Regions from separate parts of the Mus musculus genome. Here region 2 is linked to region 1. Evidence: chromatin contacts called from ENCODE Hi-C or POLR2A ChIA-PET data. All regions are on one chromosome and are shown on one strand. The core of a region is the stretch at or near the end of the contact, and the rest is flanking DNA. Distances in the headings are between cores, read along the strand shown.

Evidence for each region. Hi-C counts contacts between places; a loop is a spot of excess contacts on that map. ChIA-PET counts read pairs that join two places held with the same protein, here RNA polymerase II (POLR2A).
Region 2: a map of heart shows a loop between it and region 1 (8-fold over the local background). The contact joins the promoter of Dnajc21 here to the promoter of Nup155 in region 1. A Hi-C loop is called at or near these places in 2 of 37 maps with a recorded cell type or tissue (T-helper 17 cell and heart). POLR2A ChIA-PET finds 5 or more read pairs at or near these places in 1 of 5 experiments (embryonic stem cell).

What each region holds. Positions count from the first base shown.
Region 1 is chr15:8,107,198-8,110,785 of GRCm38, reverse strand. Nup155 (nucleoporin 155) reads right to left here and starts at 1,473. Exons shown (of 35, transcript NM_133227.3): 1 at 1,184-1,473. The coding sequence starts at 1,340.
Region 2 is chr15:10,469,205-10,472,943 of GRCm38, reverse strand. Dnajc21 (DnaJ heat shock protein family (Hsp40) member C21) reads left to right here and starts at 2,428. Exons shown (of 12, transcript NM_030046.2): 1 at 2,428-2,679. The coding sequence starts at 2,583.

The DNA of each region.
Region 1 (3,588 bases), core at 224-2,723:
ATTAAAGAGATTACACATTTGAGAGGATCAGAAAGCAAAGCGGGGGTGGGAGGGGGTTGGACATATGAAGACAATAGCAGCTAATAGGTCAAGCAAGTTTTTATAAAATTTTGGACCCTGCTCCAAAAAAGGCAAGCTCATTTGCTAATACTTGTCAAGTACAAAGACTATCTTTGCTTCTGGTATTTTTCTTTTCAGTTTTCCACGACAGGGTTTTTCAACGACCCCACCCCCCCCCAGGGTTTCTCTGTATAGCCCTGGCTGTCCTCGAACTCAGAAATCCGTCTCCCTCTGCCTCCCAAGTGCTGGGATTAAAGGTTTTTCTGTGTAGCTTTGGCAGCTGTGGAGCACCCTCTATAGACCAGCCTAGCCTGGAACCCACAGAGATCCGCCTGCCTCAGCCTCCCAAATGCTGAGATTAAAGGAATGGACAACCACTATCTGGCTGCTGTCAGTATTTCTGGTTAAAAAAATAAAAATCTCTTAATAGATTTTTACAAGTCATTGCTCATGTGCTTTGGGCTACTTTTGATTGATTATTCTGTTTAAGTTACTCCCACCCATTTTTTTTTCTCACCAAGTCTCACCTGCATGTTACATTTCTGTTTTTCTCCAACTTTCATTTCACAAGAAACATTTTGTAGCAACTAATGCAACTCCACAAACCTTTAGCTGGTAACAAGTTTTAAAAGTTAAGGCAAATTCTTCCAAATTATCTCCTCTGTTGGCAGATAAACTTAGTTCTGCTCTCCCTGTCAGTTAGCCTTCTGACCCCTATATTTCTTTCCTAGTTAGTCCCGGCACTCACAAATATACTAACTCTACACGTATGACATGACTCTGAGAGAACGCGGCAGATTTCCAAATTAACTCGCTTGCTTTTCTGAGCGAGCATTATCGAAGCAAAAAATGCACAGAAATGGAATCTGGATCAGAGGATTCTTCTCATTTGGACTTAATGAGTTTGCTCTTACCTCCTCGAGTATCTACAGTAAATAAAGTGTAGACAAGAAGAAATAAGCAATAAAAGCTAAAAGTCGGTTGCTGTTTGTCGTGTTTTCAAGAAACCAAGCCCTAATCTCTGAATGTTCACGAGGGCACCAACGTACAGAGAAGAAGACAGGGGAATCGGACTAGAATCCTATGGTGGGGAAACAGAGCGTCCAGTGGACCGATCACTCACTTGGGGCCGACACCATGAGCAGCTCAGAAAGGTCCGGGTACATGCGGTCTTCTTGCAACTGTCGATCGATAAGCCTCCCCGCGTTTTCCAAAGCTTCCTGCAGGGAGGCGGCGGCCGACGTAGAGGCCACCATCATAGAGCCCAGCACCGATGGCATGTCGGCAATCGTGGCCACCGCCTTATAGAAACACTCCAAACCCGTGGAGAACCGTGAGAAAAACGAAGAGAGCCCAAAACCGCTCCTCGGAACGCGCGCGGAAAACGAATAACTGGGCGCCAGGTCATGACGCACTTCCGGTTCGTCCTCCCCGGCACTGGAAGACGCCGCTTCTGGGACGGGAAGAGGAAGCAGTTGAGTGTCGGACATTGGCGAAGGCGTGAGGGAGGAGACTAGAGTTGAATTTGGAGATGGCCTAGGGAAGGGAGGAGGAGAAGGGAAGAGGATACGGGAGAGGGGAGGGGACTGGGGGCGGGGCGGGGGGGAGAGGGAAGAGGAACTTCGGGTGCTGGAGTGGGGTTGATGTCCCCTTGCGGTCGCCTGTGCGGTGGTGACATCGCGCGTGCTGATTCTTTGCTTTGAGCCCCACCCCCAGTTTGGAATGTGGCGACGGCTGAAGAGTGGCACACATCCATTACCGTGGTTCCCTGATAACTTCTAACAGTAGTTAGAAATTGATCGCTAGTTCCAGAAAGTTTACCTGTGAGCCAGAAACTCACAGCGTTTCAAATAATGGGGGTGAATTAAGAATTCATTGGATTGCTGGGCGGTGGTGGTGCACGCCTTTAATCCCAGCACTTGGGAGGCAGAGGCAGGCGGATTTCTGAGTTCGAGGCCAGCCTGGTCTACAGAGTGAGTTCCAGGACAGACAGGGCTACACAGAGAAACACTGTCTCAACCACCACCCCCCCCCCCGGCCCCCAAGAAAGAATTTATTGAATTTTCCCATGTGCGTGTCTGGGTCATTGGCTTTGTGGCTTTGCGAAATTTTTTGGTTGGAGGTCAGCGTTGGACGGTGTCTCATGCCTGTTAATACGCGTCCTATGGTTTCGGCAAAAGGATTACTGTGTCATTTGGTGAGTTCCAGATAGCGTGCTACGGAATGTGTTCCTAACTCAAAACAAACAGAGGCGGGAAGGGAGATACTGTGTGATGGGTCCTGCCAGCGGATTTAGGAAGTGGAGGCAGGAGGATAAGTTCATCCTCGGCTGTGTGGCAAGTTTGTAGTAAACTTGAGAGTCTGTCTCAAGAAAAAGAAGAAAAAAGTGTTTGTTCTTGCTGTATACCTTTCTCCCTTGTTGCCTTGGGAGAACACTCATCTGATCCATCTGTTCTCATCTCAGAGCACAAGGATATTAAATAATGGATGCATTCAACAGATGGTCTGATTCTAGGAAACCGAGTATGTACTGTGTCAGGAATCGTGCCTGCTGTTGGGAATACCAAATTACTACACTTTTACAGAGACAAAGTAAATGCCTCTCAAGGTCCAGGCATAGAGGCAGGCACCTGTAGTTGGAAGCCAGACTGGGCTATGTACTGAGACCTTTCGAAGAATCAGCCTGCCTCCATCTTACGTTTAAAAGACAGCTTACAATAAAAAACAAACTAGGTTCATGCCTGTTTATAATCAAACCTCTGTTTCTCAGGGATTAGCCTATGCCCCGCTCCCCACAGCCTTAACTACAAATGGTTCTGTACCAAGTGTTCCAGGAATGGCAATCATGTCTTTGTTTCAAAAAGTCGTTTATAATCATCTTGCAACCCTACTTTGATTCAAAAGGTTACATGGCCAGGAGCTGATGGTGCATGCTTTTAATCGCAGCACTTAGCAGGCAGACGTAGGCCGAATGTGAGTTCAATGCCAGCCCCCGTCTACAAAGCAAGTTCCAGGACAGTCAGAGCTGTCATGCAGAGAAACCCTGTCTCGAAAAACCCAAACAAAGAAACAAGAATGTTCTATGCCTACCTTGTTATAACCGCCTTGTCATGCCCATCTTGCAACCATGTCTTTGTCTCTGTTCCTCTCCTATAACCCAACCTGCTCTGTCCATCCAATCCCCCGTTTGTGAACCCCCTACTGTTGCAGGATATTTGATCACACCATGAACCCTGATATTGTGTTATTTACTGGGAAAGCCTGGTTTTAGTTGTGGTATGGGTCAGCCTAAACATATACTTTTAATTCAACAGCTTTCTGCTTGAATAATGTAAACAGGGTTAAATAAAATCAACCATAGGTCAGGAGGCAGAACAAGCGGCCAGTTGACAGGAAGTGACCATAGGATTATTAAGAAAAAAGTCTTGAGAGTAAGAGGGAGTCAGGAGGACAGAGACACATAGGGAGTAGAAGGGAGGAGCATTTAGTTGTCTGGAGGTTCTTTTGAGTGGGAGTGGGAGAAAGAGG
Region 2 (3,739 bases), core at 1,179-3,678, 2.4 Mb before region 1:
CCTTCACCCCAAAGCAGTAAAGAAATTTGCAGAGTTTACAAACAAGTACACATGGCTGAAGGGGAAAATCCTCCACCCCCTAATCCATTCTCAGGAGAAGGAAGATCCTAGGTATCTTGCAAACCCAAACTTTTCCAGCCCTATCCGTTACCACCTTAACAAATGATGGAGAAAATAGGCAACTATTTAAGTAATGACTTAGATATCTAATATGTAGAGAAACTGCTGAAGCTCAGTTGGGTTTTATGATTGTGTAGGGGGCAGGATATTAAGGAAAGGACTGTCACCTTTATCTGTTTAGTTGCTCCCTGTACCGAAGATGCTATCAATGAATGTCTTTGCTATATATTATTAAATAGAACCCACAGCTACCTGATGTATGTAAACATTCCATCTTAAAGTTATTAATGTGCTTTCATAGGCTTTAGGATACCATTTTGACATCTAATAGATTGGAATAAATGTACAGACATCTCATCATGTATGTAATATAGACTACTCCAGCCCCCAAAACCTGTTGGCTAAATACTACCCCATGATTGTATTCTCAAGCCAATTAAGCTAATAGCAGAAAGTTAGGATTCAAGAGAGATACATGGCTGGTTAAGCTAGTAAAGTCTCAAACATTGGGGCAAAAGGCAGAGGTCCGTCCAACTCACCATATCAAAAGCAGACTTGGCCTTCAGGTTCTCCCCGCATCCCTAAGTTCCTACCTGTTATAGGCATAAAGTGTCCTTTACCCTCTACCAAGGACTTTCCAGCCCAGGAGCTACACTTCCCCCTGAGGCTCTTCCCTGTATAACCCAGCCATTTCAGTTACCTGCTTCTGGTCTTACTCTACGCCTCCCCTCCCCCCTCCCCTCTCCTTATGTGGCTCAGGGTCACACTCACTCTGGACTCTGCCTATGCTCTCCCTTATCTCCACAATAAACTTTCTCCTCCACCAAACCTAGGAGAAGTCATGTCCATTTATCTATCATCTATCTATCTATCTATCTATCTATCTATCTATCTATCTATCTACCTGTCATTCAGCACTCAGGTTTCTCTTAGGTCATATAAATATCTTAACTTTTATTAAATATTTCCATGTAAAGGAACAGGTTTTTGCGGGTTGTAAAAAAAAAGACATGTATTTAAAAATTATTTTATTTTTTTAAATCAGAAAGCTGGTTTTAAACTCATGGCAATCATTTTTGTTTTGGTCTCCCAGTTGCTGGCAATCACAGGCATGAAACATCATCTCTAGTCAGGCAACTCAGTCTTCTAGAGTTTGCAAACAAAAGCACACAGGGAGGAAGAAAAAAAAAATGTGTCCACCCCCACCCCACCCCACCCTCATCAAGGAAAGTTCTCAGGAGAGGAAATGCTTTATATAAACTTTTTGTTGTTTTGTTTTGTTTTGTTTTTCAAGACAGGGTTTCTCTGTATAGCCCTGGCTGTCCTGGAACTCACTTTGTAGACCAGGATGGCCTTGAACTCAGAAATCTGCCTGCCTCTGCCACCCAAGTGCTGGGATTAAAGGCATGTGCCACCACCGCCTAGCTCCTCTTTTCTTTTTAAGGTCTTGTCTTAGCAAGGCTGGATGTTAAGACATTTCACAACACTGGTTAGTTGATGTTTCTTTATGACTTATTCTTAGGAAGAGTACTTGTTATGATGTGGACATTTTCTGCTTAATATATGTGTAAAAGAACCTAGTCTGGCTGTGGAGGCCAGTAAGCCCAGCACTTGGGAAGCAGAGACAGGATCATGAATTTAACTCATTATTCAAGCAGGCCTTGAATTCACAGATAATTGAAGGTGTGGTTCGGAATTCCTGAATAAACTGGCCTCTGCCTCCTGGGTGGAGGCTGGGATTAAAGCTGTGTTCTTCATACCGGGCACCTAGCCTGGCTTTTGGTACGCTACCTTTAAGATGCTTTAAAAACTGATTTAGGCAATGACCTTATTTACTGTCCCTTATTATGCATTATCAGGCAAGATGGGGGGGGGGGGGAATTAAGAGATCCTAGGAAGTGGTAGCTGAAGAGAATTGAAAAGATGGTAAATCCCGGTGTGTTTCCACCACGAACTTCTGGCTGAAACTCAGCACTTAACTCCTTGAAGCTCCAGTTGCCTCGTCTGCAGAGAACTAATCCGAAGGTCCGGAAGGTATTTCCCAAACTACTTCCTTATCAAGCCTACCTTGCCCTGCCTTCAGGCCGGCTAGGAGTGCCACCCAAACAGCCTACTGTGTCCCTCACAATGACTCTCGGCGTGGCTCCCCCGCCCAGCCTCCCCTGCCCAGGCCCCGCCTCCGCGGCGCGCCGCTCCCCCGGAACCCAGCCCAGCCCCCGCCCATGCGGAGCTGTCGGCGCCGCCCCCTCCGCGCGCCCGCGTGCCGCAGCCCGCGTCGTCCACCGCCGCGCGCCTCCGCCACCCCGCGCCGCTGCCGCCGCCGCCGCCGGGCTCGCTGGCTGGCGGGCTGCTGGCGCCGGGCTCCCGCCGGAGGAGAGGACAGCCAGCGCCGCCGCTGCGGCTTCTGCCCGGGCCCGGGCGTCGGCCCCGCCCCGGGCCCCGGCCCGGTGTCCAGCCCCGCCATGAAGTGTCACTACGAGGCGCTGGGGGTGCGGCGCGACGCCAGCGAGGAGGAGCTCAAGAAGGCCTATCGGAAGCTGGCCCTGAGGTGGCACCCGGGTAGGTGACCGGCGGGCGGGGACCCAGCCGGCCGACCCCGGGCCTGGCGGGGCGCACGCCGTGGGGACGGCGGGGCCCTGCCCGCACCGCCGAGGGGAAGCGGGCTCGGCGCTCAGCCGCCTCCGGCTCCTGCGGCCGGGCTGCCGGCCCCTCACGTCGCCCGGCCAGCCGGGGGACAGGCTTTTAAACAGGCCCGCTCGCGCCCGCCTTCCCAATGCCCAGGCTCCCGCAGACCCGGCCCCGCACGGGACACGAGTTTGCCACGGCGGGAGACCTGGGCGAGGTTCCTTAGGAGTTTGCTTCCCCGGCATGGTTGCTGTGGTTGTGAAACGGGTCTGCGGGACTTTTGGCGAAGTCTCTTCATCTACCAGGCTTCGAAACTTCGGAGTTGAACCCCGTCTGTTTGGGAGTCCCGAGGCTCAATCCCGCCTCTCTGGGTACTGGGAATTAAAGCCAGCGCCGCGCACCTGCTGCCAGGCGCTCCAGCATCCACAACACCGCCCCTGGTTTTTTTTTTAACGAATCACTTTTGAGATGGGGTCTCTCGCTACGTTGCCAAGGTAGCCTTTGAACGAGTGATCGTCCTGCCTCACCTTACCAAGTAAATTACATGCAATTACTTGGGATTACTGTCCATTGCCATCAGGCATGGGTGATTTTACATACTTTTTTTTCTTCGTGACTGGTTTACCTGTTTTTTGTTGTAGTTGTGTTTTAAGAATAGTTTCGGTTTACCTTTAAGCTGTTCTTACCAGAGTCTACAGAAGATGGATAGTCATATAAATGACTAATAAGTTTGGAGTGTTTGTTTGTTTGTTTAAAGGAGGAAAAAACGCCATATAACGCAAACAAGTTGAAGCTCAGTTTTTCTCATCCCTGTCGAGAAGATGCAAGTCACATGCATGAGGGTATAATATGTAGATTTTGGTTTTTTGTTTTGTTTTTAGCTGGTTTTTTGTTGTTGTTGTTGGTTTTGGTTTTGGTTTTTCGAGACAGGGTTTCTCTGTGTAGCCCTGGCTGTCCTTGAACTCACTCTGTAGACCAGGCTGGCCTCGAACTC